Regions from separate parts of the Homo sapiens genome. Here region 2 is linked to region 1. A link is an interaction called in ENCODE POLR2A ChIA-PET data of the cell type or tissue named here. Cell type or tissue: GM12878. All regions are shown on one strand. Links, peaks and the distances in the headings refer to the core of each region. The heading gives the core; the rest is flanking DNA. Region 1 overlaps ITK (IL2 inducible T cell kinase). Region 2 holds the start of GARIN3 (golgi associated RAB2 interactor family member 3).

Region 1 (15,166 bases), core at 2,361-10,360:
CCAATCTACCACTTGAATTAGCCCTAAGACTCTCTCTACTCTAGCACCTGTCTCCCTTCCTTCTCCTGTAGGCTCTATTGCTGATGTCTCTGTTCCTCAGTCCCTTTCTTCATGTCCATATTGAGGACATGAAGAAAAGACCACAAAGCGCATAGTCGCCAGAGTTCAGGATGGGCACGCCTGCTATGGGTTAGCAGACTTTGTGAGAGTAAATGTAGGGAAATATTAAGTTCCTCACTAGAATGTGGTTTAGTGTTAGGAAGTCACAAGTTCTCTGAGTACATTGAAGCATTTAGTGGCATAAAAATACTGGAGCTGAAAAAAGAGTCTCGTCATTTTGATGTAGTATGTCATCTCAGCTGAGCCCAGATCGGATTTTTTTTTTTAAGAGAGACAGGGTCTCACTATGTTGCCCAGACTGGTCTCAAACTCCTGGGCTCAAGTGACCCTCCTGCCTCGGCCTCCCAAAGTGCTGGGAGTACAGGAATGAGCCACTGTGCCCGGCTGCAGATTGGAATTTGAAATCTAGATATTTGTGGAGCTTGTGAGGATGTGTAAATGGGGTGCTATGGACAAGAGTGGATGGCCTGAGGCTTTTGCTCTAAGAGCTTATGGAGGGAGGAATAGTGTTCAAGGATGTTTGAAGAAGAAACAGAGCTATGGCATTCATCCCACTGCAGGTCAACTCATTGGTTAATAGCTGTGAAGAGAAAGGTCAGAGCAGGGCCCTCAAATTATGATAGTACCTTTCTGTAGGGGCACACTGGACATGTATTTTTTTTTCTAATAATCATGCAAGCTTGGAATATGGGGGTTATTTTGAACATCACAGTTTGAGGTATGCTATAGGCCTTTAATGCAAAATGCTCTGTAGAGTCCCACATTCCCCACAACTTTCGAATATCCTGGTAAACATTCATGTGGTGAGAAACCAGCTTATACAGTAATTATATAAGAACATCCTGAGCCTAGATCCTAGCTGTACCCTATCCAAAGTACTGGATTTCCCAAGAATGCAACTACCTTGTACTTTGAGGGAAGACTATGCTTTGGTTCAGAAGTTTACTAAGAGTTGTTCATCATTTTGGAAAATTATATCACTGGTGGTAATGCTGTAGTTGAGTCCCAATACCACATTTTGTATCAGTTGCATTCGAGATGCCAAATCCAATGGATCCTACCTGCCAGTGCAAGAATTCGACTATTTCATTCTGTCTTCCAGTGCAGTCATGTCCCAATATTTATATAGAAACACATATTTTGTTATATATATTATTTTTCTTTCCTTTTTAAATATTACAGTTAGAACATTTGTTGATTCTTTTTAAAAAGTATGTTTAATACAAAAGTTAGCCAGGTGTGGTGGCAAGTGCCTGTAGTCCCAGCAACTGCGGAGGCTGAGGAGGGAGGATGGCTTGAGCCCAAGAGACAGATGGTGCAGTGAGCTATGATTGCACCACTGCATTCCAGCCTGGGCAACAGAGTGACACCCTGTCTCAAAGCAACAAAAAATTTTAATTAAGTACTTTAATTTTAAAAAATTGTGTATATATATGTTATATTAGTTATAAATTTCTTTTCAGGATAACAAAAGGAACCTTACAAAATATCTGTCATTAAAAGGCAGGATTGAGTTTGATAAGGTTGGGAACCATTAGATTTGAGTGAGAAAATCAAGGGATGGCATTTGGAGAAACTGAGTCTGTGGGCTCAGGAAGGGTTGTTTGGGAGCCTCCATGATGTGGTGAGGCATGAAAGGAATGAGGATCCTGCCTCCTGACCACTCTGCTGCAGGCCTCAGCACAACCTGACCCCCCAGGACCTCTGCTGGCCCCAGGTGGGAAGAGCTCCACGGGGCTGAGGGGCCCTCACAGAGAGCCCAGGTAGCAGTGGCAGGGATAGGGTGCCTTAGTAGGCAGCCAGCAAGAAAGGACACATGCAGACACATTCTAGTGGCCCCTCAGCAAGCCCTGGGTTGACTGGGAGGGACTGTAAGAGGAAGACTTGAGTTCCCATGGATGCAGGGGGCCAAGAGGAATCGGAATTTGTACTTCAATGTGATATACGACCTTGTTTGTATCCATAGGCAAAAGAGGCCTAGGATTGTCCTTCACTCTGACCATGGATATTTTACATCTTGAACCAAAATAGCCATCCCCCAACCCCCAGAGGACTGGCCAGTCCCCGGAGGACTGGCCCTGCTCACAGTGTTTCTCACATAGAGCATGAGACCTGTTGGCTCAGACTGGATTAAAAACAGTTTCTCTGTATGACAACCCGAGATGTCATTACCACTCAGGCAGCAGAACAAGAAGGTGAGGAGAGAAATGATTTCAAGTGGCTCAGACAAGAGAACCGTTGCATTGGATTTAGACATGCGGTTGAAACTAGAACAATGATTCCAAAACCTTTGTGGTCAGAACACTCAAAACAGTATCCACGATGCTCCTCCAAGAAGGCTGAAAAGCCAAATGGCAGAGTGTAGGGAGAGAAGGACCAGCAGTGTTTTCTGGCTTTCACCTTCATTGATACCAAAAATAAAGACACAAGAGCAGCCTCACTTAAGATGGGAGGTGTGGGTTTAGGCGGGACTGTTGAGGGAACCGTCTGCAAGGGAGGGCAGTAGGGTTCCGAACCAGGCCTTCAAAGGGGATGGTGAAATAGTCTGCAGAAGGTCAGTGAAAGAAAAGGAGAGAGAGCTCATTCTCTGCTACAGTTTCAGTACATTTCTCTCATGTTGTGAGGGAGTAGGCTGATGACAGATCTAAACACCAGGCTGGGGCTTTGAGGATTTAGAGCTTCCTTTATGGGGACGCTGCCAGTTTTGAAATGTCACCATTTTGGCTGAAGGGAAAAAAGGCAGAGCTCATTCTTCAGGAAGAAGCATGAGGAAATGGAATCTGAAAGCTCTTGTTAAAGAACTTGCTCTGGAATGAAGAGCGAGTACTCAAATGTGGGTATTGGTCAGGCACAGTGGCTCACGCCTGTAATTCCAGCACTTTGGGAGGTTGAAGTGGGTTGATCGCCTGAGGACAGGAGTTCAAGACCTGCCTGGCCAACATGGTAAAAGTCGGTCTCTATTAAAAATACAAAAATTAGCCGGGCATGATGGTGAGCGCCTGTAATCCCAGCTACTCAGGAGGCTGAGGCAGGAGAATCGCTTGAACCTGGGAGGCGGAGGTTGCAGTGAGCCGAGATCACGCCATTGCACTCCAGCCTGGGTGACAAGAGCAAGACTCTATCTCAAAAAAAAAAAAAAAAGAAAGAAAAGTGGATATTGGTGTTAATATTATCATAAGGTCAGGGTCATATTCCCTACCTAAAGGTCATGATCCTTTCCCCCATCTTTTTTTTTTCATCTCCTTAACAAAATAAGCTGCCCTAGAGTAGGTACTATGCCATCTAAGACTTGTAAGTCAGTATATTATAGATCAGTGAGGAGGCTTATTAAAATGCAGATTCCTGGGCCCCTCCCCCAGCGTTTTGGACACAGCAGGTCTGGGGGTGGGGCCTAAGAATTTGTATTTCTAACATGCTCCCAGGTGATGCAGATGCTTCTGGTCCATGGACTATACTTTGAGAACCACCACTCGAGTTAAAGACCACCACGCCAGAAACCTTGCATCCTACTAAGTTGCTGAATGGCCTTGGAAAAGCCTCAAGACCTGTCTTGGGATTTGATTTCCCAAGCTTTACAATGAGAATAAAACTAAAACCCTCTGAAGTGGATAGAACGGATAGTAAGTTTTAAAATAGATAATAAAGGGGTGGAAGTGCTTTGAAATATATAAAATATCAACAAATGTATGTCTCCAAAATGCTTGCGAAGAGTAGATGTGCACCTTGTTTTTTTTTTTTTTTTTCTGGAGACGGGGTCTTGCTCTGTCACCCGGGTTGAAGTGCAGTGGCACACAGTCATGGCTCACTGCAGTCTCGACCTCCTGGGAGTAAGTGATCCTCCCACCTCAGCTTGCTAAGTAGCTGTGACTACAGGTGTGCACCACCACACCAGCTAATTTTTAAAAATTTTTTCTAGAGATGGGGGTCTCACTTTGTTGTCCAGGCTGGTCTCGAACTCCTGGGCTCAAGCGATCCTCCCACTTTGGCCTCCCAAAGTGCTGGGATTACAGACGTGAGCCACCATGCCAGACACACTTTTATGTAGAGTGAGCTGCTACTATACTCCAAAGTGGTCAGGTGAATGGCCACCCAATTTGATATCAGTATTTGTTGAATAAATAAAGTGAGATGGAGATTTAGCAGCTGAATGGTCCTTTAAGTGGACAGACCCCCCAAGAGAGTTCAAGCCCAAAAATACCCAATGTGTTGAGTTCTGCTGAATCATGACAGCCTGCTGCATGCAGCCAGGGTTTGAAAACTATGGGGAGAGGGGGACATGCAAATAGGAACATGCCAATCAGGTAGCCTGTGGGCCCACCTGCACCCGGAGCTAGCGCTCTCACTCACCCTGTTGTCTTCAGGAGTAGGAGGAAGAGGCTTCTTTGAAGCTGAAAAGAGAAAAACAGGAAAAGAAAAAATGAGCATGAAAACTAATGGACCCAACCGGAAGTGAGCAGCCAGGGGGTTTTTCTGAGAAAAAGGGCCCAGGGAAAACAACAGAAGAAAGGGGGCCAGAAGGAGCAATAAGACACAGTGAAACCTGACTTGGCCTTGTCAGAAGCTGTCTTTTATCTCCTTGGGCCTGCTGGTTTCTGATTCCCTTTTCTAGTACACACCAGAAGCTTCCAGAAGTCCATATTCGGGGGCCCTCTCTTTCTGTATTCCCAGGAAAAGCCTGCCAGTGGGGTTAGACTTGCACCCTTCCCTGTAGGCATAGAGACTTCCGGGAATGTCTCTGCCACCTGCTAAGCTCAGGAGTGGGAATTGGTGACTCAGGGGGACAGTGACTCACTAGCTTCCTGATATGGTTGTGGGCTTGAGGAGGGGGTGGCTGAGGTGGGAGGTCATTGTGCTGCTTTTTGAGTGGGCTGGGATCCACTTTTAGTTGCCTTAAGGCATCTGAATATGTGTTCTTTCTGCCTCTTTCAAACTATACCAACCCCAGCATCTCTCTGTCTTTGTCTTTCTGCTTATCTCTGTTTCCATGTCTCCGTCTGTTTAGCTCTCCTCTCTCTTCCCTCTTTCCTCCTTTCTCTTCTCTTCTCCTCTCTCTTTCTCTTTCTCTCTCTCCTTCCTCTCATCTCTTCATATGCATCTCTCACTATTTCTCCTTTGTAGCTCTGCAAAGGCCATTCCTGGACTCAATGAATCAAAGGTGTGTGGCTGTGTCTGGGGCTCTCTGTGGTACGGGAGGCACTGCACAGACTTCAGGCTAATACAAAGACGTCCTTAATAACGAGAGATGGGAAGAGAATGGGCTGCATAGGTAGACGATGAGTTCCTCATTTCTGTATGAGGTTGACTTGAAGTTGGACAGCTCACATCAGGGATGTGGTAGAGGAGAGTCACACATTGACACTGGAGCCCAGTCCCGTGCAGACTTGCCAAGAAAGAGTAGGCTGGGATAGTGACCTGGGTATACAATGACCACAGAAGAAGGAAAACCCCTGTAATAGGAAGTATGGTTCCTATTTAGAACTCAACTTGGAGCTGGGAGACTGGTGTTCTAACTCTGGCTTCACCAATACTAGCTGTGAGCCTTGGCCACTTCCAGCCCTGGACATTCTATGACTGGTCTCTCTTTCTTCGTCCTCTGGCCTTGCTTTTCCCTTCCTTCCTTTCCCTCCCCACAGTGGGGAGATCAGGGCCAGTTCTGGTTGCAGAAATGGGTGTTACTATGGGTTGGGTGTGGCTGGGTCTGTTTTTACTCATCCACTTCTGCTGCTTCCCAGACCCATACAAGTTCTGAGGCTATATCTCAGCCTCAGATTCTTTCATCCACCAATAAGGAAGACAAGTAGACACAATTACCATTTATCAAGAACTCTGTAAATGTTGGCAGCTGTACTGCTTTCCACAACACCATTGAATCTCCCAGCCTTACACATAGCTATCTATTATCATTATCCCCATATTGCAGGTGAGAAAATGCTCTTAGAGGCTCAGAGGGATTATCCAAAGCCCAGTGCTCATAGACCCGCACTGCCAATGTGCTCGGTACCAGGAATCCTGTGAGCCTTCATCCAGGGTGATGACCATAAGCTGCGTTCACAGTGCAGTGTGCTTCTTGAAAACTCTGCTCTCAACTGTGCAAAACTCAGATCCATGAAGTTATTTAACCAAATCAGAAGAGGGTAGAGTGAGGAGATGCTCAGAGGAGGATATGGCAATGGGTTGCAATGCAAAAGCAAAACCATTAGCACAGTGACTGCATGACAACCACAGCAGGACCCCAAGAGTGCTCAGGCCCTGGTTTCACATGGGGAACAGCTCAGCATGACCAGTCCTCCCCCACTGGCATTCTGGTGAGTCATTCAGATGTCCCTAGCACCTCAGTCACATGTGTATCACTTGGAGGAGGGAAATACTTGCGCCCCGAAGAGGAATAGCTGCAGCATGCATGGTGAAAATTACAAAATGGAAATACCAAGTCAAAGAATTTCAGAATTGGAAAAGGGCTTAGGTATTATTTCATCCTAAGCCCCTCAGAACTCCCTGCCATTTTTGAGATGAGGACATTGGGGCCCTTGATGGCCACGTGACTCATCTGAGGGCCCACAGCAAGGCATTGGCAGAAATTTGGAGACCAGATCACTGACTTTGGAAAGGGCTTTCACTCACAGAGGTAAGCCCATGCCGTTCTGTTATTATGGTGGATCCTATCCAGAGAAAACTTTCCATTTCATTTTTATTAAATATTGGCCCGCATGAATATGGTAAACAGGACTAATGTGTAGGATCACTTGAATAGTTACCAATTTCTAAAACTTGTTAAGTATTGTTCTTCTGGGCCCAGGGATCGATTATGTCTAAGAGCTTTTTTCCCCAAGGTGCAGGGTGAAAAGTGGTGGTTTTTAAAGTGGCAATGAGAGGGCCTATGAATCAGGAAGCCACAGAAAACCTAGCCATGTGTTACATCCGCCTTGGGTTGCCAATTTTCAGTATTAAGTTTTAGCGCACAAAAGAATAAATGAGAAAGGGAAACTATGGCAAAAGAGGTTGAGAAGAGAGGAAAATGGAAGGAAAACAATCCACATGGGCCATTATTCCTATTCGACAATGGATTTGCAGAGCACTTCCAGCGGTGTGACCCGGAGCATACTGAATTGCTCAAGGCAGCCCATTCCCTTAACATCACGCCATGTACCCCAGATGGTTGAGAGGAACAAGAGCATAATAAATGTGAAATGCATTCGAGTGGAGTTGTACTCGACTGGAGGTTAAGGTTCCAAAGTCATCAATAAAATCCAGTTGCAGCCCAATCCCCTGGACCTGAGCCTTTACTGTCAAAGGCAAAAAAACAGCTTTTTTTGTTTTCACTTTGCATTTAGACTGCGGCCTTCTCCTCTCTGAGACTGTGGAGGTCAAGGGCAAGTTTGAAGAGGAGGCAAGGAGAAATCACAGAGTAAAATGTAAAAGAAAAAAAATTCCTCTCACCTTTAAGGGTATAGAGTTGAATTTGTGTAATTAAATTTATGTGTGACATGATGTCACTGTAAGACATAAATATTTTATATCTCTTAAGGCTGCCTCTTTAATTAAGATTTAAATAGACCATGCCATTCAAATGCAGGTTATAGCAGGGCTCCTCAAACTGTACTGTGCACATAAGTCTCCTGGGATCTTGTTAAAATGAAAATTCTGATCTAGTAGGTCATGAGTGGGGCCAGATCATTTGCATTTCTAACTAACTCCTAGGAGATGTTGATGCTGCTGGTCCAAAGAGCACACTTCAAGTGGTTAGGAGCTGTAGACATCAGCTTTGAGATGGAAGCACCAACAGGCTGGTAGGAAAGACAGATGATTCCTCTTGGAAAATTCTGAAAATGTAGAATTTTGCATTCTGTTCCTGACACCCTCAATGATTAAAGGCCAAAAGCTTTTACTTTTTTATGGTCATTTCACAAAAACTAGAGGGAATTCCCAGTCTCTTACCATTCTTGGTTGGATCATATTGGGCACAGCCTGTTGCAAGCTTCTCCAGCTGAGAACAGCACCTCCACTTCCCATCCATCCAGAAATTAGGATGATATTTAGGCACCAAACTGTTATTATTCCTCGTTTCTGAAACAGGTTGGCACCAACAGAAGAGTTATTTCCAGGTCAGTCTATCAAGGGCTACCAATTTTATAACACCTCGAGATTAGACCTGGCTGAGTGAGCCTGAATGAGTATTGCCCAGACCACTCAGAAGCATGGGTTGATCTGAGCGCATAAATGCACTGTGCTATTTACTGGGGTAGTTCATGTTACATTTAGGCATCAGCACATCTAGGCTTGCGTCTGGCTCTGCCTTGCATTAGTTATGTGTTCTTAAGTTGGGCAAACCCTTATCTGAGCCTCAGTTTCCCCCACTATGCAATGAGATTGTTAAACACTGGGCTCTACAAAGGTGCCTTAAGGGTAATGAGAAGGTTGAGAAGGTGGAATTACCACCCCCCACCTCTCCTACCTTTAACCACAGCCACTTTGGTTTTCTCCCTTCTAGGTTTGTGGCTTTGAAGTAAGATTTTGGTTGGAAAAAAAAGGGGGGTCTGCTACTGAAACAAATACATACATAAGGCACAGAACAGAGTTGGGTGTAGTGGCTCATGCTTGTAATCCCAGTACTTTCGTAGGCCGAGGCAAGAGGATCACTTGAGTCCAGGAGTTCTAGATTAGCCTAGGCAACATAGCGAGACCCCTTTTCTACCAAAAAAAAAGAAAAAAGTTAGCTGGGCATGGTGTCATGCACCTGTAGTCCCAGCTACTCAGGAGGCTGAAGTGGGAGGATCACTTGAGCCCAATAGGTCGAGGCTGCAGTGAGCCATGCTTGTGCTACTGCACTCCAGCCTGGGTAACAGAGTGAGACCCTGTCTGATATCGTTTGGCTCTGTGTCCCCACCCAAATCTCATCTTGAATTGTAATCTCCATGATTCCTGCGTGTTGAGGGAGAGACCAGGTGGTGGTAATTGGATCACGGGGATATTTTCCCCCATGCTGTTCTTGTGATAATACGTGAGTTCTCATGAGACCTGATGGTTTTATAAGTATTTGGCAAGTTCCTCCTTCTGTCATTCTCTGTCCTGCCACCTTGTGAATAAGGTGATTGCCTCCCCTTCACCTTCCACCATGATTGTAAGTTTCCTGAGGCCTCCCAGCCATACAGAACTGTGAGTCAATTAAACCTCTTTTCATTATACATTACCCACTCTCGGGCATATCTTTATAGCAGTGTGAAAATGGACTAATACACTGTCTCAATGAATAAATAAATAAATGAACCAACCACAGAACTAGATATCTAATCTCTAATATTCCTTCCAGTTTTAACACCCTGTGTATAAAATCCCTTCACAGAGGGCAAATGGCCAATGACCATAGCTGGGGCCCTTTTGATTCCTTTTTTTTCTTCTTTTTTTTTTGGTGGGGTAAGAACAGGGTCTTGCTCTGTGACCCAGGCTCGGCTCACTTGGCTCACTGCAGCCTTGACCTCCCAGGCTCAGGTGATTCTCCCACCTCAGCCTCCCGGGTAGCTGGGAGCACAGGCATGTGCCACCATGCCTGCCTAATGTTTTTATTTTTAGTAGAGATGAGATCTCACTATGTTGCTCAGGCTGAAGTGCAGTGGCATGAGCATGGCTCACTGTAGCCTTGAACTCCTGAGCTCAAGTGATCCTCCCACCTTGGCTGCCCAAAGTGCTGGGATTACAAGTGTCAGCCACTGCGCCCAGCCCATTTTGATTACTTCTTACTTTTGTGTTTGCTGTATGTCCCAAGACTGTAAGAACGGAGAGCACTTCCCCATTCACCCAGCACTTGTCTGCTCATAACCGATTTAAGGCTCACAACAACCTCGGGATAAGATACAACTTGTATTTCTATTCTCATTTTTTTCAGATAGAGGAATTGCAGCTCCAGAGATAACAAATAGTTTGCTTATCCTTGGTCCTCACAGCTTCGTAGAGGCAGATTAGTATTTGAACCCAGATCTTCTGACACATCCAGTGCTTCAGGCTAAAGAACAATAATGGTAACATTGATCCAGGGCTTTCTTTGGGATGGGTATTTTTCTAAGTCCTCAATCATTCAATTCTCACAACAGCTCCATGACTGTTTTTAGTCAAAATTTATAGAGACACACGAAGGTCAAGGAACTTACCCAGGGTCACATGCTAATCATTGGCAGAGCTGGGATTTTCACCTTCATGCCTGGCTCCACATCCCATGTGCTTAAACACTGCTGCCTCTAACTGTGCCATCAGGAAGGTAAGGCTTAAGAAATACCCTTACCAATGGTCTGAAAAGCTTGAAAGCTAGCTGATATTTATTGCATGCTGTCTATGGGCCAACCTAGTTTCTAGGACTTTGCTCACATCAGCTCCAAAGGCAGGTGCTGTTATCCCTTCCTTTTCTTCCTTTTAAACAGATGGGAAACTGAAGCACAGGCAATTAAGGAACTCGCCCAAGTGTACATAGCAAGTGACAGACTGGGATTTAAACCCAGGTCATCTCACATGAGGGCCTATGCTCTGCTTCTTCATACTATACGAGGAGTTGGCAAATTTGTTCTTAAAAGGCCAGACAGTAAATATTTTAGGTTTTACTGACCATGAGACAAAATCAAGCATCTTATGTAGGTACTTATTAAACTATTTGAAATGAGTTATATACAAATATTGCTCAGAGCCTGACAAGAACAGACAGCAGGCTGGATTTGGTCAATCCCTGAATGATACCAGTTATTGCTTCCTGGGCCCAGGATGAAAACTTGGGAACTTCCACCAACCCCAAAAGAGAAATCAGCCATCAGCTGCTCTCACACCACACTCTATTCTATTGTGGAACCCAACCCTACTATAGGATCAAGAGTGTCAGTGATTCAATGGCAAAGGAGTTTAATTACCTTCTTTAAGGGCCAGCACCCAGCGCTGCCGGCTCTCACGATCTGGAGCAAACACATATAGGAGGTAGTTGTCATGCACCACCTGGAGACACACACACAGAGTTCAAGGTGAGCAGCGTGCATGGAGATAGTTGACTGACAGCAGACCTACTGAGCCGAGAGTGGGGTCTCGGGTGTTTATCGTCATATAGGCAAACATTTGGGTAATTAGGGGGCCAGTATCCTTTTTATCCAGGTGTTTGGGTGCTACAAAAACACAGGGTAAGCAGTTTCAGCTGCTCGTCTCAGATTCCATGCCCCAAGAGAGCAATCACTAAACTAAGACAGCAGGAGAAAGTTCTCCTCTTGACTAGAAACCACATTTATTTCTCATCTTAAGTTTTTAGTGATTAAAAAAATATTTCTGGCACATGGAAGAGAAAGATATTATATGACAAATGTGCAATGAGAGTTTTGAAAACTTCTTATTTTGAAATAGTTTAAGACTCACAAGAAGTTCCAGAAATAGTACAGAGTTCCTGTGTACTTTTCACCTACTTTTCTCCACTGATGACATCTTACGTAACCACAACACATCTTTCAAAACTCACTCATAGGTGGGAATTGAACAATGAGATCACATGGACACAGGAAGGGGAATATCACACTCTGGGGACTGTGGTGGGGTGGGGGGAGGGGGGAGGGATAGCATTGGGAGATATACCCAATGCTAGATGACGAGTTAGTGGGTGCAGCGCACCAGCACGGCACATGTATACATATGTAACTAACCTGCACAATGTGCACATGTACCCTAAAACTTAAAGTATAATAAAAAAAAATTAAAAAAAAAAAAAACCAAGAGATTGTCATTGGTACAATACTGTTAACTAAACTGCAGTCTTCTTTATATTTCACCTCTCTTTTAGGCACTCATTATCATTGAGATTTTGAACAACTGAAAAATACATGCTATTCCTTTTATTTTCAGTCCTCAAAATTCCAACTCATGAGGGTCACTTTTCTAGTAGAAAAAAAGTTCTTTTCTATGCCATGTTAAAAATATGTTCATCCCTCAGGTTGGCAAGCAGGAATGGTACCCTGGGATGTGCAAGGAGATATCCATGCCTTTGAAGCCAGAAGTGCCAAGATTCATATACAAGGACTTTAAAGATACCCTCCACCAGCTCTGTTCAGTAGAACTTTGGGAGGCCGAGGCGGGTCGATCACGAGGTCAGGAGTTTGAGACTAGTCTGACCAACATGGTGAAACCCCATCTCTACTAAAAATACAAAAATTAGCCGGGAGTGTTGGCACACGCCCGTAGTCCCAGCTATTCAGTAGGCTGAGGCAGGAGAATCACTTGAACCAGGGAGGTGGAGGTTGCAGTGAGCCGGGATTGCGCCACTGCACTCCAGCCTGGGTGACAGAGTGAGACTCTGTCTCAAAAAAAAAAAAAAAATTTCTGCAGTGATAGGAACATTCTATAACCAGTGCTGTTTCAGTACAGTAGCTGCCAGCCATGTCCTGCTATTGAACATGTGAAATGTGCCCAATGTGACTAAGAAGCTGAATTTTTAATATCGTTTAATACATTTAAATGTGAACATCCATGTGTGGCTAGTGGCTACTGTACTAGACAGTGCGATTCCAGATAGTCCTCAGATTATAAAATCTGAATCTTTTTGCCTCAGAATCTCCAAGCAATTCATACCCAGCAATTGCAATATGTTGCCTCAAATCATGAGTAAACTGCACTTAAAGCACATTAGGTTTCAGGCCGCTGATAGCAGCTTTATTTCTTCCTTCACTAATTAGGACTTTCCTTGAGGAAGAGAAGACATGAGGGAAAGGGGTATAAGGAATAACCACCTTTTCAAGATTTTGTGCTTAATTTTTGTTCAATAAGTGAAAGAATTAACAAATAAATGTCACTGATGGAAGGAACACATACGTTTCCTAATGGGATTTGTCTAAGTCCTAACCTTGGAGCAGAGAGGCAGAGAGTCATCCGTGTCCACCCTCTCTCACAGTGACTGAGGATTTTTTTTTTTTTTTTTTGACGGAGTCTCACTCTGTTGCCTGGGCTGGAGTGAATGGCACGATCTTGGCTCACTGAAAACTCTGCCTCCTGGGTTCAAACAATTCTCCTGTCTCAGCCTCCCGAGTAGCTGGGATAACAGGCGCCCGCCAGTACGCCCAGCTAATTTTTTGTATTTTTAGTAGAGATGGGGTTTCATGTTGGCCAGGCTGGTCTTGAACTCCTGACCTCGTGATCTGCCTGCCTCAACCTCCCAAAGTGCTAGGATTACAGGCTTGAACCACTGCACCCGGCTGTGACTGAAGATTTTAACCACAGTCCAGGGAATGGGGAACTACCCACCTGATGGACTTACCTGAAACGGGTATTTATAGTGGCATGGGATGCTGATGTCACTTTTCACAATCTCAACACATTTGATTCGGGAGAGCTCAATGGACCCCTTCAGCGTGCGCTTCTTCTGTGGGGAGAGAAGAACATCCCATTCATGTAAGAAAGAAGACAATATTTTTGTCCAGATTGCTCCAGAAATCTACTGCTAGATAAGATCCATTGGCTTTTTAAACCTATTCCAACCCTCCAAACCAAATATCCAAAACTGCCTCCTGGCCCTAAGTGTGGGATAAACACTCTGAGCAGACTCCTGGGGACACATGCCTTTAGAGTCTTCTTCTTGGTGACAGGTTTCCACTCAGTGAGACACGGGGTCATGTACCCCACTGCCCTTGTGACAAATGGCAGCATTGGCAGAACTTGTAGCTGAGATGCGTAGAGAAATCCATGGACACACATATGACAATTTTCTCTTCTCTGTGTCTATCCATGACCATATTAGCATAGTAATTGAGCTCGGACCCGACCTGGATTGTGGTGCATACCCTTAGTGGCACCTTTTTTTTTCTGCCTCTGGCTTCTCCATGTCCTTTAATTATCCGCAGTCCCACAATGACACTCCCAAAGGACATTCCTGACTCTGATCTATAACTATCCCTTCTCCATGTCCTCCCCAACCTCCCCATCAAATACTACTGGGCCTGTGTCTCATTTCCTTGGAAACTTGCTAGCTGTATTTCCCTGATAACTAATTCACATGATGGTATTTGTGATTTATAATGATGTTACATGTTACCTATTTCTAAGGATCCTTGTGCTTGGAGAATGGATCTCAGGGGATTTGATGCTTTAGCCAATGGAACAAATTCCATTGGTGGTCTATCAGGCTCCAAGGAAAGATAGTTAGGAAAGTGCTTCTGGATGGAAGAAGCCTCTCACAGGTACCTAGAATTGAGCTGCCATTGAGAATTCAGCTATGGAATTCAGCTATGGAACCAGTTGCAAAATACGTCATTATACCCACTACCAATCAATCCCAAAAGACACGATTCTGAATGTCATAGTCCTGAATGCTGAAATCCTGAATGATAAAAATCCCTGAAGTCTAAGTCCTTAACATCTAAAATCTCAAAAATCACGATTAGTGAATTTTCTGTTGTACACAGGATAGCCTCATTATGTTAGTTGCATCTTGTTAGGCAGAACTATTACTTTGTTATTGTCTTCATTTGGAAATTACGTGTGGTTTAAGATATGTATGGGTGCCAAATAGACAAGGGATGGACTTGTAGACTTAATTTTAGGTGTCAAATTGACTGGATTAAGGAGTATCTAAGGCTGGACATGGTGGCTCACGCCTGTAATCCTAGCCCTTTGGGAGGCCGACACGGGAAGATCACCTGAGATCAGGAGTTCGAGACAGCCTGCCCAACATGGTGAAACCCCACCTCTACTAAAAATACAAAAATTAGCCAGGTGTGGTGGCGGGCGCCTATAATCCCAGCTACTCTGGAGGCTGAGGCAGGAGAATGGCGTGAATCCGGGAGGCGGAGCTTGCAGTGAGTGGAGACCGCACCATTGCACTCCAGCCTGGGCGACAGAGCAAGACTCAAAAAAAAAAAAAAAAAAAAAAAAAAAGAGACGTATCTAGATACGTGATAAAGCATTATTTTGGGGTGTGTCTGTGAGGGTGTTTCCAGAGTAGACTAGTATGTGTATCAGAATGGGCGAGGTGGGGGAGATCTGCCCTCAGTGTTGGTGGACACCATTGAATCAGCCAGGGACCCTAAGAGAACAAATACTGAAG
Region 2 (15,166 bases), core at 3,425-11,424, 48 kb after region 1:
ATGATATGCTCGCAGGTACCTCAATCATTAGAGCCAAGACAATGGAATATTCATTTGACCCTTTCCAGGCCTGGACACACTCCTGGATCTGGGAGTGGGGTGGAGTCAGCCCTACCCAGCCACATGGACCTACCCATCCACAGATGGGGGAGGGATGGTTCTCTGAGGAACACTAGAGTGTTGCCACTAGAGGTAGGGGAATGGCTGCTGGATCAGATAAATGATTGCTCTCTTACTGTTACCTAAAACCCATCTTTGTTGCTTTATCTTTTGAAGTCCTACAACTCCAACCTTCTCTAGTCCGAGGACTTGCCCTTTGGATAACTCCAGGGCCCTCTTGTGTCCAGGCCAAAGACATCCTTCAATTGTCCTCTTTGGATGTGGCTTTGAAGCCCTTTAATTTCCTTGTGGTTCCCATCCAAACTTAATTAGGTTTATTAATATCCATTTAAGAATCATATCCAGAATATTTTGGCACCTACATAACTTCTTTCTTCTGAAAACAACAACAACAACAACACCTTACGTTTGCTAGAGCTATCAATTCTAAGGGGGAAAAATAGCGTGAGCACAGAGAGGTATCTGTACAAGATATTTATTGCAGTGTTTTTTTTTTTTCTTTTTTTGAGACGGAGTCTTGCTCTGTCGCCAGGCTGGAGTGCAGTGGTGTGATCGTGGCTCACTGCAACCTCCGCCTCCCAGATTCAAGTGATTCTCCTGCCTCAGCCTCCTGAGTAGCTGGGATTACAGGCATGTGCCATCATGCCCAGCTAATTTTTTGTATTTTTAGTAGAGACGGGGTTTCACCGCTTTAGCCAGGATGGTTTTGATCTCATGACCTCGTGATCCGCCTGCCTCGGCCTCCCGAAGTGCTGGGATTACAGGGGTGAGCCACCGCGCCTGGCTATTGCAGTATTTTTTTGTAATGGAAACTACTTCTCTGTGCATCAATGAGAGACAAGTAAAATAATCTATGGTGCATCCTTACAATGGAACACTACAAGGTTATGGAAACCAATAATGTATATTCATAATGTATCAACCTAAAAAACTTCAGGATATATTGTTAACATGGAAAAGGTGCAGAACAATATGTTTGGCTTGTATGTTTTTATGTTTTGTTTTTACATACAAGCCATACATATTGTTCTATACCTTTTCCAGGTATATTTTGTGTTTATATTAATGTATGTTTAAATGTACATGGTGATAGCAGGAAGTTTGTATATCAAAATTCCAGCATATAAAACTGGAAAGGTAAAGAAATGTTTTGCTTTTTAATTTACATAATTTAAAAGATGTTAAAATGGAAGGATTTTTTACTTTCCAATTTAAAATAAAAGAAAAATATGTCATTTGTCAAAAATCATTGGTTTGATTCGTAGAAGACAATAATGACTGAAATGGCTAGTAAACTTAGAGCTAATTTTTTGAAATATATATTTCTGGTAACAAAAGTAAAATATATTCTTGGTGGAAAGAGCAGACCAGCAAATAAATAAAAATTACATCTAATCTCATCCTTCAGAAATAATCAATGTTAATATTTATTTTACATTCTTCCAGTATTTTTTCAGAGTTAAATTTAATATTTACTTAGAATAATCATTTTATCCCAGCTACTGGATCAGTTACCTCCTTCTACCTGTAGACAGTTTCTGATCTTTTTTTTTTGAGACAGAGTCTCGATCTGTCACCCAGGCTGGAGTGCAGTGGCGTGATCTCGGCTCACTGCAACCTCCGCCTCCCAGGTTCAAGTGATTATCGTGCCTTGGCCCCCAGATAGCTGGGATTACAGGTGCGCACCACCACACCCAGCTAATTTTTGTATTTTTATTAGAGATGGAGTTTCACCATGTTGCCCTCGTTGGTCTCGAACTCCTGGCCTCAAGTGATCCACCCGGCTCCGCCTCCCAAAGTGCTGGGATTACAGGTGTCAGTGACCGCGCCCAGCCTGATCTTTATTTTTAATGTTAAGTGTTTTATTATGGTGCGAGTGTGTCTGTGTGTGTGAATTTAGCTGCAAGTTTCTTCAATGTAACATTAAATAAATAATATGTAAACGGAGGCAGGACATCTCATGATTTGTAAACAGAGCAAAACAGGGAGTGGAGACAGTGAAGTTGTCCTAAGCCTGTGTGAGCAGGGAAGGATTCCGCTTGGTAGTGGGGCCAAATATGCTGAGCAGGGAGCAGGAAAGAAGCAAGACAGGATGAGAGATAGGAGGGGGAAGACAGGCGGTGCTAGTTGGATCATCATGTTGAGAAATAAAATTATTTTGATCCCCTGTCTGACTTCTTTTTTGTATGTATACCAGTTCATTTTCCTTTTCAACCCAAGGCAGAGAGGCAGGCTGATTTGCATATGGTCCTCAGGGGAAGAGTTAGGTGACTGTAGTCTTTTCAGAGCCAGAAGATAAGGCAGAAATCAGGTTGGCTTCCTGAAGTCCTAGGTGCCCCAGGCTGACCGCAGCTCAGCCCACGCCACCTCTGCTGAGCAACATTGACATAAAAGCACTGTGGATTGTATTTTAGGCCAGGGGATTTACCCAGCCTGTACATGCTGTGTATGGTATGGAAATCTCCCCACCCTCACATCCTGCCTAGCTCACAATGCTCCCCTGGGCTGCACACTCATTGAAAAGGCTATATATAGCTGTCTACTTCCCTTGCTTTTCAAAATCATAGATGAAGAATAAAAGTTATTGACTTGAAACCACTTCCCACAATGCACGTTTAGACTTCAGCCTTCTATAATCTTGTATGTCTGCATATACTGTGCCTTGTATATACTGTTTTGTGTTATCACTCTTCACAGCTCTTCAACCTTAGGCTCACTTAAAATGTATGCAAAACTATCCTTAGAATTGTGATTTTGATTGTTTTTCTTCTTAAGAAACAATTATTGTTGGTTTTGAATATAATGGTAAAGGGTATTAGAGTCACCGTTCATTCAACCAATTTGTTATCACTCTACTGTGTATTTACTTGCCCTCCTGTTTTCTTCTGTTTTTTCAGTGTGTGTTCTACTGATTGTAAGCTCTCTAAAATTTGGATTCTAGCTTATCCATGCTCTACCACATTCCTCATCAAGAAACATTACCCAAAACTTGTAAATAAAAATCAAGTAAAGCAGGCAATATGTACTTCTGATGTCATATTAAAGCCTTGTTTAACATGCCTGCCCAGGGATTATTTAATTATCTAAGAGAATGATGGAAGACAATGGGATTGGATCTATAAGTCAAGACTGACGTGTTGCTATTATCTTCAATAACTTTATTGAGATATGTTTCATTGACCATAAAATTCATCCATTGAAAGTGTATAGTTTGGTAATGTTTGGTATATATTCACAGAGTTGTACAGCCCTCTCAATTTAATTTTTAGAACATTTTCAACACCCTAAGAAGGCTATCCATGACTGATGAAAGTCTTACTCTGTGAAGGGAATGTCCTAGAAATGAAGTCTCCATCTTGCTACTTCCCTGAGAGAGCAAGTTGACCCAAGGTAGCTCCTACTACCAGTTCCTTTCAAACACACACACACACACACACACACACTCATACGCACACATACGCACACTTTAAATTTCTCATTAAATAACATATGATGTACCACATATGCTATTTTGCGACATACTTTTTTGTGTGCCCAGTATCTCAGGCCAAGCAACTTGCTTTTTTACTTGCTAATATTTATTGGAAATTGTTCAAATCAGCATACCTAATAGTTGCCTCAAAGTATGCATGGTGGCTGAGCACTTCTCATTACTCTCACTGCTATCACACACGTCTTACCCCAAATCATCTCTTGCAGGAGTTGCCCCGTCTCTACTACTGTCTTCCCTGCACTTCTACAATCTCTTTTTAATATGGTGACCAGAATCATCTTCTATATTTATGGTTTGGATCATCCACCATTCAGAGCAAAGCCAAAGACCTCTCAGAGCGCTACAAGGTCTATCCAACATGATCTGCTCATCCACCACCACCCCAGTTGCCTCTCAGCCTCATCTCCAACGACCCTCCTCCTAATTCACTCTACTTTCATCACTGTAGCTTGCTTGGAGCTCCTTAAACATACCAGGCATGCTCTCATATCAGGGTCTTGGCCCTTGCTGCTTCCTCTGACTGAGAAGCTCTTTCCCCAGACATCTTCATGGCTTCTTCTCTGATCTCCTTTATGTCTTTGCTCAAAGGTCACTTCTGGGCCAATCACAGTGGCTCACTCCTGTAATTCCAATGCTTTGGAAGATTTGAGGTGGGAGGATCGCTTGAGGCCAGGAGGTTGAGACTAGCCTAGGCAACATAGCAAGACCCTGCCTCTGCAGAAAAATTTAAAAACTAACAGGGTATGGTGTGGTGCACCTGTAGTTCCAGCCACTTGGGAGGATGAGGCAGGAGGATCACTTGAGCCCAAGAGTTTTGAGTCTGCAATGAGCTGTGACCACATCACTGCACTCTAGCCTGGGTGACAGTGTTGGGGGAACCTGCCCCCGATAGTCACATAGGTTCTTTTCTATTTTCCCTAAGTGTTGGCCAGTCTGAGAAATAAAGGGACAGAGTACAAAAGAGAGAAATTTTAAAGCTGGGTGTCCGGGGGAGACATCACATGTTGGCAGGTTCCGTGACATCCCTGAGCCATAAAACCAGCAAGTTTTTATTAGTGATTTTCAAAAGGGGAGGGAGTGTATGAATAGGGTGTGGGTCATAGAGATCACATGCTTCACAAGGTAATAAGATATCACAAGGTAAATGGAGGCAGGGTGAGATCACAGGACCACAGGACCAGGGCGAAATTAAAATTGCTAATGAAGTTTCGGGCACGCATTGTCATTGATAACATCTTATCAGGAGACAGGGTTTGAGAGCAGACAACCGGTCTGACCAAAATTTATTAGGCAGGAATTTCCTCGTCCCAATAAGCCTGGGGGTGCTACGGGAGACTGGGGCTTATTTCATCCCTACAGCTGCGACTGTAAAAGACAGCCACCCCCAAAGCGGCTCTTTCAGAGGCCTACCCTCAGGGACACATTCTCTTTCTCAGGGATGTTCCTTGCTGAGAAAAAGAATTCAGCCCTATTTCTCCCATTTGCTTTTGAAAGAAGAGAAATATGGCTCTGTTCCGCCTGGCTCACCGGCAGTCAGAGTTTAAGGTTATCTCTCTTGTTCCCTGAACATTGCCGTTATCCTGTTCTTTTTTCAAGGTGCCCAGATTTCGTATTGTTCAAACACACATGCTCTACAAACAATTTGTGCAGTTAACACAATCATCACAGGGTCCTGAGGCAACATACCTCCTCCTCAGCTTACAAAGATGACGGGATTCAGAGATTAAAGTAAAGACAGGCACAGGAAATCACAAGGGTATTGATTGGGGAAGTGATAAGTGTCCATGAAATCTTCACAATTTATGTTCAGCGACTGCAGTAAAGACAGGCATAAGAAATTATAAAAGTATTAATTTGGGGAACTAATAAATGTCCATGAAATCATCACAATTTATGTTCTTCTGCCATGGCTTCAGCCGGTCCCTCCGTTCGGGGTCCCTGACTTCCCGCAACATGACAGAGCAAGACCCCATCTCTTAAACAACAAAAACAACAACAGCAACACCTTTCTCATTGAGCATTCTTTAACCACCACCTTCCCCTCCCCTACACACACTCTCATCCTGCTTGCCTACTTTTCTGCAGCACTTACCAGCATTGGAGATGCCATTCAATTTATTGGTTTATCATTGAGCACACAGGTACCAGGAAAAAAATTACTTGTTTACTGTCTGTATACCAGCTCCATGAGACCAAGAACATTTGTCTATTTTGTCCATTGCTATATTCCTGCACCTAAAACAGGGTCTGGCACAAAGTAAACAATTAATTATATTAATGGAGTGAATGGATAAATTTATGCTGCTTTGCATTTGTATGTTTGTATTCTATCTGTCCTATTAGTGTCACCAGTCTAGTCAGTCTAGTATAGTTTAACCATTGCCATATTTTGGGATGTCGGTGTGCTTTTGGTCTTATGTGACCTTGCTGAAATTTCTTGTAACTTCTTTTTTTGTTGTTGTTTTTGAGACAGGGTCTCACTTTGTCACCTAGGCTGGAGTGCAGTGGTGCAGTTTTGGCTCACTGCAGCCTCCACCTCTGGGGCTCAAGCGATCCTCCTGCCTCAGCTCCCCCAAGTAGCTGGGACTACAGGCATGTGCCATCATGTCCAGCTAATTTTTTTTGTTGTATTTTTAGTAGAGATGGGATTTTGCCATGTTGGCCAGGCTGGTCTTGAGCGCCTGAGCTCAAGCAATCCTCCCACCTTGGCCTCCCAAAATGCTGCAATTAGAGGAGTGAGCCACTGTGTCCAATCTGCCTGTAATTTTTTTGAGCCTTCATTTTCCCTCTATAAAATAGAAACCTGACCTGGTGTGGTGGCTTACGCATGTAATCCCAGCATTCTGGAATGCTGAGGTAGGCAGATCACTTGAGGCCAGAAGTTAAAAAACCAGCCTGGCCAACATGGTGAGACCCTATCTCTACAAAAAAGCCAGGCATGTGGTGGTGCTGTGCTTCTGGTCCCAGCTACTGGGAAGGCTGAGGTGGGAGTATCGCTTGAGCCTGGGAGGTGGAGGCTGCAGTGAGCTGAGATGCTGCCACTGCACTCCAGCCTGGGCTACACAGCGAGACTCTCAAAAAAAAGAGGGCTGGGGGCGCAATGCGGAGAGACCTATACATTTTAGGCTTGTTGTAAGGATCAAAATTTTTATTTATTTATTTTTTTAGAGACAGGTCTCAGCCTCTTGAGTACATGCCACCATGTATAGCTAATATTTTTTATTTTTTGTAGAGCTGAAGGTCTTGTGATGTTTTACCCAGATTGATCTCTCCCTCGTGGTCTCAAGTGATCCTCCTGCCTTGGCCTCTGAAAGTGCTGAGATTACAGATGTGAGCCAACGCACCCAGCCAGAATTAAAATGTTTAGAAGAATGTATGGTGGCAACAGCATGCCTGGCTTATAGCAGGTTCTCAATCATACAATTATAGTTCTGTCATTATTAATTATTCATCAGAAATGAACATATGAGAAGAATATATGGCTACATCTATATATAGCTCCAACTTCTTACTTTTTAACATAATTGTGTTGACTTTTAGTTATGATTCCCTTATAACAGAATATATGCCACTTTGTTTTTTCTTTTTTTTCCCCAAAAAGTCATTCAATATCTTTAGAAAAAATATTTCAGCTTTTCAGAGATAGGAAACTTTATCTTTGCATTTCCACTTTCTAGCTGGTCCCAAACAAAATACTTGCTCATTAAACTTTTTTGAATAAATAAATGGAAGAATGAATCTCAATGGGCACAAGCAAGTTTATATTTACTGCGAAGCTGCAATGTGCCAGGCACTGCAGTTGGCACTGGGGGATACAAAAATAACATTTTGTGGTTGAAGTTTATTTCAAGACCTCCACATGGTAATGATTGAGTTTGGCGGAATGTATGTTTATTTCAGAAGTATTTCTCTAGCTGGGGGAGGGGGAATTTGGATTCTTCACCTTGAGCAAAGTAAAACAAAACAAAACAAAAACTCCAGAAAGATGTCTTTGCCACCATTTCTCAGAAGAGCTTTAAAAAGAAACGGAACGTCAGTGGTTTATCAAGCAGGCATCAAGACTGAAGCAGCAGACATATCAGTGTGGGAAATCCTACGGTGATTCAAGACCTCCAAGAATTCCTGTGGTTCCCAGTAAATCCCCACACACATCACTAACTACCAATGACACTAGCTCTGATGCAGAATGAGATTATCAGTGAGCCATGCAGCTTGAGGAAGAGAAAAAGCTCTGACCTAGAATCCAGCTTTGGACTCTGACCTCAAGTAAGACAATCCTGAGCCTTGGTTTTCTCACTTTAAAATGATGTTTTAAAAAATAAACCTGCTTCCGGCCGGGTGGGGTAGCTCACACCTGTAATCCCAGCACTTTGAGAGGCTGAGGAGGGTGGATCACCTGAGGTCGGGAGTTCGAGACTAGCCTGGCTAACATGGTGAAAAACCCTTGACTCTACTAAAAATACAAAAATTGGCTGGGTGTGGTGGTGGGCACCTGTAATCCCAGCTACTTGGGAGGGTGAGGCAGGAGGATCACTTAAACCTGGATGGCAGAGGTTGCAGTGAGCAGAGATTGCACCACTGCACTCCAGCCTGGGTGACAAGAGTGAAACTCCATTAAAAAAAAAAAATTAACTGCTTCAAATGAGAGACTAGGTGAGAAAATCCTCCATATCCTGAAAATCAGCACACAGATGGAACCCTGGTTCTGTAGTTCTGATGGGGAGCAGGAGTCCCTTCAGACCATTCATTCAACACCTATCCCTGAGTGCCTGCTGGCACTGTGCTACCTACACACTGGAGACACAGAGATCAGCATCTAGACAGCACCCCTGCCCTTAGCAAGCACACCATACACACCCAGGATTTTACCCCCAGGAAGTAATTCAGCCCAAGCAAAAAAATTTTTGCAAGAAGATGATCCTTGAAGGGGTAACTGTAACAACAGCAAAACTGGAAACAACCCAGATATTTATAAAAGCAGAATGGTTCATAAATTATGTGTCCCAGCATTTTGATTGAAAAGAACACCCAGCCTACCCACACCTACACCCCAGGCAGGGTCAGCCTCTCCCCTGTGGAGGCATTGATTTGTTTTGTGGGGGAGGCTGGTGACACTGACCAGAGGGGATAGCTACATGGAGGCTAGGACAAAGGGGTGTGAGATGCGCACAGGTCACAAAGGACTGCAGGGGATAAATGTGGTGGTGCCAGGAGATTTAGGCAGAAGTCCTGTAGGGAGATGGGCAGTTACCTTCTCTCCGTCTCTCTCTCGGGGACTCTATTTGTGGCTGGTGGAGCTGTCTTAAACGAAGAGAACCATGAGCAATGAATCTTGTTTACCTTATTACACAGCCCACAGCTACTCTTCAATGAGTGCGTTCAAAACCTCCATGGGGGACCTGCAACGACAATTGTACAACAGAGGAGAGTACAACATTTTCAAGTATGCACCAATGTTCGAGAGTAATTTTATTCAGATAAACAAAAAGGGAGAGGTGATTGATGTACACAACCGTGTCCGAATGGTGACAGTGGGCATCGTCTGCACCAGCCCCATCCTCCCACTGCCTGACGTCATGGTTCTGGCCCAACCAACTAAAATCTGTGAACAGCATGTCAGATGGGGCCGGTTTGCCAAGGGGAGAGGTCGCAGGCCCGTCAAGACTCTAGAGCTCACGAGACTGCTTCCCTTGAAATTTGTGAAGATCTCCATCCACGATCATGAGAAACAGCAGCTGCGCCTGAAACTCGCCACTGGCCGTACTTTTTATCTGCAGTTGTGTCCCTCTTCTGACACACGGGAAGATCTCTTTTGCTATTGGGAAAAACTTGTCTATCTCCTGAGGCCACCAGTAGAGAGTTACTGCAGTACCCCAACACTTCTATCTGGGGACGCACCACCCGAAGACAACAAAAGCCTAGTGGTAAGCCTCTCAAAGGCTCGAGAACATGGGGCAGGTTCTTTGGGGGAGCAGTTCAAAGCCAGTCCTACAAAGCCTTTGGTGCCTTCTGAGGCCCACCTGGAAAAAGTATTGCATGTGCAAGGGCTCAGGACCAAATGAGCCACTACTAGGGGACTTACCACACTGGGAGGTGGGAGGGCTTGTGTGTCCCATAAGGCTGAATTTCAGAGACCTTAGGTATCAGCTACTCTGGTCTCACACCCAGGGTTGAAATCCTTTCTACACCATCCTGATCGTCAGTCTTTTCTTGAACACTTAATACCCCAACCCAGGTGGTCTGATTTGTTGTGGAACTTTTATTTGTATAAATTTAAGGGGTGTAGGTGTAGCTTTGTGTGTGTGACTATATTGCATACTGGTGAAGTCTGGGCTTTTAGTGTAACCATCATCTGAATAATATACATTGTACCCACTAAGTAATTTCCCATCCCTCACCCCCTCCAACCCTTCTGAGTCTCCAATGTGCAACTGGAGACTGTACAGATTTTTGTGCAATTTTTTTTTGAGACAGAGTTTCGCTCTTATCTCCCAGGCTGGAGTGCAATGGCACGATCTCGGCTCAATGCAACCTCTGCCTCCTGGGTTCAAGAGATTCTCCTGCCTCAGCCTCTGAGTAGCTGGGATTACAGGCACCTGCCACCACGTCCAACTAATTTTTATAATTTTTTTTTTTTTAGTGGAGATGAGGTTTCACTATCATCCACTAAAGTGCTGTGCCATATTTTTAACAATGAAGAAGTCTTTCTTCGATTTGAGTCACAGTCTGTCTCCCTGTGACTACCAGGCACTGATTTCTGTGTCAATCAGCACACCCTGTGTGTGTGTATGCACGTGCACAATCGTAGTAGTCACCAAAATGTAAAGTGAGTGTATCCCTTGACTGTGCAATCCCACTTCTGGAAATCTGTCCTGCAGAGCACGTAAAAATAAGTGTGTAAAATACAATGTCCAAGGATGAGGAATTGTATCAGTACTTTCTCTGGTACTGGAATTGCTCAACCAAAACTGAGTGACCATTGAAGGGGTGCTGTAGATGGAACTTGGCAAGAAATGAGAGCAAGACTTAGGCTTAGGCCGGGTGCGGTGGCTCATGCTTGTTAACCCAGCACTTTGAGAGGCCAAGGAAGGCGGCTCACCAGAGGTCAGGAGATCGACACCAGCCTGGCCAACATGGTGAAACCTCATCTCTACTAAATATACAAAAAAATTAGCCAGGTATGGTGGTGGGCGCCTGTAGTCCCAGCTATTCAAGAGGCTAAGGCAGGAGAATCCCTTGAACCTGGGAGGCGGAGATTGCAGTGAGCCAAGATCGTGCCACTGCACTCTAGCCTGGGCGACAGAGCAAGACTCTGTCTCAAAAAAAAAAAAAAAAAAAAAGACAAAAGACTTAGACTTAATGATTTTAGAGGTTCTCCTTCTCCTTCCTTTTTTCTTTTTTCTTTCTTTCTTTCTTTCTTTTTTTTAAACAGTGTCTCACTCTGTTGCCTAGGCTGGAGTGCAGTGGAGTGGCGCAGTCTTGGCTCACTGCAGCCTCTGCCTTCTGAGTTCAAGCGATACTCCTACCTCAGCCTACTGAGTAGCTGGGATTACAGGCATGCGCCATCCTGTCCAGCTAATTTTTTGTATTTTTAGTAGAGTCGGGGTTTTGCTATGTTGGCAAGGCTGGTCTTGAACTCCTGGCCTCAAGCGATCTGCCCTCCTTGGCCTCCCAAAGTGTTGGGATTACAGGCGTGAGCCACCACACCCGACCCAGGTTCTTCTAATTATAAGCCCTTGAATTAACTCCAGGATAAGAGAGGAGTAGAAAGTTCTGATCTCCCTTTCAGTCATCTCAATCTCATCTGTTTCTCTTCCCCTTGGTATAGGCTGCAGAGCTCCACAGAGAAGGGGATCAGAGTGAGACTGGGCTCTACAAGCCTTGTGATGTATCTGCAGCCACCTCTTCTGCTTATGCTGGGGGAGAGGGAATCCAACATGCCTCCCACGGAACGGCTAGTGCGGCTTCTCCATCCACGAGCACTCCAGGGGCTGCTGAAGGAGGAGCAGCAAGGACAGCAGGTGGCATGGCAGTGGCAGGAACAGCAACAGGACCTAGAACAGATGTGGCAATAGCAGGGGCAGCAATGAGTCCTGCAACAGGTGCTATGAGCATAGCAACAACCAAATCTGCAGGCCCAGGTCAAGTGACCACAGCGCTGGCGGGAGCAGCTATCAAAAATCCAGGAGAAAATGAATCCAGCAAGTCCATGGCAGGTGCTGCCAACATATCCTCAGAGGGTATTAGCTTGGCCTTGGTGGGTGCTGCAAGCACCTCCTTGGAAGGTACTTCCACCTCGATGGCGGGGGCCGCCAGTCTCTCCCAAGACAGCAGCTTGAGTGCGGCGTTTGCAGGCAGTATTACGACCAGCAAGTGTGCAGCAGAAAGAACTGAAGGACCAGCAGTGGGACCCCTCATCTCCACCTTGCAAAGCGAAGGCTACATGAGTGAACGAGATGGAAGCCAGAAAGTTTCCCAGCCCAGTGCTGAAGTCTGGAATGAAAACAAGGAAAGAAGAGAAAAGAAGGACAGACATCCCAGTAGGAAAAGTTCTCATCACCGCAAGGCAGGTGAAAGTCACCGCAGGAGAGCGGGGGACAAGAATCAGAAAGCGTCTTCCCACCGGTCCGCATCTGGCCATAAAAACACGAGAGATGACAAAAAAGAAAAAGGGTACAGCAACGTAAGGGGCAAGCGACATGGCTCCTCTCGCAAGAGCTCCACCCACAGCTCCACCAAAAAGGAGTCGAGAACAACTCAGGAACTGGGGAAGAACCAATCTGCATCTAGCACAGGAGCTTTACAAAAGAAAGCCAGTAAGATCAGCTCTTTTTTAAGGAGCCTCAGGGCCACTCCTGGTTCAAAAACAAGGGTCACATCACATGACAGAGAGGTAGATATCGTGGCTAAGATGGTGGAGAAGCAAAACATAGAGGCCAAAGTGGAGAAAGCCCAGGGTGGCCAGGAGCTGGAGATGATCAGTGGCACTATGACATCCGAGAAGACGGAGATGATCGTCTTTGAAACCAAATCCATTTAAAGAGGAGCCAGGGCTACAACCGCCCAGGGATCTGGAAGTATCCCTAGAGGAGCCCATCCCAGCTTTCTTTACTGCAGTTCAAATAATAAAGGAAATCGTACAACTCCAAAAGAAATACAATCTCCTGCTTGAATTTTTCTGCCCATAGCCTGGTGGTGACCTCACAGTGGCTTCTGTGATGGTGGCTATGCTACAGCTGGAGACCCCAGCCTCCAGGCAAGTAGAGCTCCACCACCCGCCCACGGCCAGCAGAGCCAACGTGAGTGTTCAGCTTTGCCTCAATCCCTTTTGCTTCCCCGAGACTGTCAAAGCCACAGACTAAGAGCTGGGATGCATGGCCACCACCATGTCCCCTCGCCCATTCTCCTCTTTTCCCTGAATGCCCCTGAACATGGACATTCAGTCCAGTTCTTAGCCTATGCAGAGACAGGATTCACATCCCCTCAGGGGATATTCAGGGTAGGAAGGAGCAATACAGCAGTATTTGTAGGCAATTAGAATAGGAAATCTATTCTTCTAGATCAGGAATTGGCAAATCATGTTCTGAGGTCCAAATCTTACCAGCTGCCTGGATTTGTAAATAAAGTTTTATTGGAACATAGTCACAGACTTTCCTTTGCATATTGCCTATGGCTGCTTTCACGCTAAAAATGACAGCTCTGAGTAGTGGCAATGGAGACCATATGGCCCACAGAATCTAAAATATTATCTGGGCCTTTAAGAAAATGTGTGCTGACTCTTGATCTAATCTTAACAAGTCTTCCTCCAAGGTGTAGACAGTGGAGAAATTCTCACATATGCTTACCAGTAGACAACTAGGAGAATGTTTACAGTAAAACAAGTTGTAATAGCAAAACCCTGGAAATTGCCCAAATGTTCATCAAACAGGAGAGTTAATAAATTGTGGAATGGACTACAGTGCATAATCTACAATAGTGAAAATGAATAGCAGCTATACATGTTAGCATTGATAAATGTTTATTTTTTATTTTTTTGAGACAGAGTCTCAGTTTGTTGCCCAGGCTGGAGTGCAGTGGGATAATCTTGGCTCACTGCAACCTTGGCTGCCCAGGCTCCAGTAATTCTCATGCCTCAACCTCCGGAGTAGCTGGGATTACAGGCATGCACCACCATGCCCAGCTAAATTTTTGTATTTTTACTAGAGACAAGGTTTTGCCATGTTGGCCAGGCTGGTCTCGAATTCTTGACCTCAAGCAATCCGTCCTCCTCGGCCTCCCAAAGTGCTGGGATCACAGGCATGAGCCACCATGTGTGGCTGGCATGGATAAATCTTACATAATGTGGGATACTAAAAGCAAGTCACAAAAATATATATGATATAGTTCAATTTGTAGAACAGCTCAAAAATAAGATTCAACAATGGGATATATATTTGCTAAAAGTATAGAGAAAAACAAGGAAATGATAATCACAAAATTAAGGATAGTGACTATCTATAGGATAAAGGGAGAGATGTCTGATCTGAGGGGCACACACAAGGAGTTTCAACAGAATAGTGATTATTCTATTTCTTAAAGAAGAGGTTGTATTCATGGGGTGTTGTTACTGTATCTTTATTTTAATATCTCTGAAATCAGGATTGTTTTTAAATCTGTCAGCAAGGTGTCAATTGCATGTCACTATCACTGCCTTAGAAATGCCCTAATCAATTTATTTCACCAATGTTTTCCTTTTTACACATACACATGACAGATTTATGACAGAATATCTAAGTCTGAAAGATCTTTCAATAAGCATGAAATAAAAATTCTAAGTGACATAAAAAGTATTCAGAAACACGGAAAAATGTTTAAATATATTAAGAAGTAAAATAGTCCAAAATGCTGTGTACTAACATGATGTAAATTATGTGTTCGTGTGCAAGTTAATTCCCAGAATAAAAAAATCACACTACATTAGAAATGGGATTATAAATTTTAAAAACCTTTACTGTAAAAAAAAATTGTCTTTCCGTTTTTAAAAAACCTGTAAAATGAGTCCATGGAAAACATTAAATTATTAACACCAAATAATAAAATTTGGATTTGAGAAAAATGATTCTGGGAGCCATGTAAGTCCAGGAGGGGAGCACCTGCCCAGCCTTGCAAGTCTTTGCTCATTCTCTGCAGCAGCAGTACCTTGGAGGACAGAAGTTGGGTTTCCGGCAAAACTTAGGGACCTTTTCTGAACACCAAATATGTGTAGCCAAGATGGAGGAGGTGAGAAGCGACGTATTCTGGGAGGAGCGGTGGCTTGTCAGTATCAGGGGAATCCCTTCTCAGTTGCTCTAGTGGGTGGCTGGAAAATCTCATCTTGTGATTTTTGATAAATACCATAGAGGCTGAGATTAAGATGTTCTGGGAGTTGACTCTTGAAACAGTGGGTACAGGTAGAAGGAGAGAGAAAGAGAGAGAGGCACATACTCTAAAGTCTGAGAGGGCCTTTGGGAAAGCCACCCGGGAATGTGAAAGGTTGGCAGGTGGGGTAGAGGAGAGAGATAAAAGGAAACTCCT

The links. Peaks named below come from ENCODE experiments on the same cell type or tissue, not always from the same donor. Only the 100,000 strongest peaks of a DNase experiment are listed, where the experiment ranks them.
Region 2: POLR2A ChIA-PET joins it to region 1 with 20 read pairs; 10 of 35 experiments call an interaction of 5 or more read pairs at or near these places.

The regions. Positions count from the first base shown.
Region 1 is chr5:157,207,209-157,222,374 of GRCh38, reverse strand. It overlaps ITK (IL2 inducible T cell kinase), which reads right to left. Exons shown (of 17, transcript NM_005546.4): 2 at 13,382-13,486; 3 at 11,007-11,088; 4 at 8,056-8,184; 5 at 4,468-4,508. Among named protein-coding and RNA genes, the nearest start is that of ITK, 34 kb to the right of the region's middle. RefSeq lists enhancers at 2,460-2,509, 5,530-5,609, 5,650-5,709. In GM12878, for the core only: no CTCF peak of the experiment used is centred there; DNase peaks (open chromatin) are centred at 2,401, 2,661, 7,044 and 7,761; H3K4me3 peaks cover 646 bases; H3K27ac peaks cover 1,288 bases.
Region 2 is chr5:157,159,934-157,175,099 of GRCh38, reverse strand. It overlaps GARIN3 (golgi associated RAB2 interactor family member 3), which reads left to right and starts at 8,836. Exons shown (of 2, transcript NM_130899.3): 1 at 8,836-9,537; 2 at 11,442-13,254. The coding sequence starts at 8,932. The coding sequence ends at 12,653. RefSeq lists enhancers at 2,424-2,703, 2,744-2,853. In GM12878, for the core only: no CTCF peak of the experiment used is centred there; a DNase peak (open chromatin) is centred at 7,719.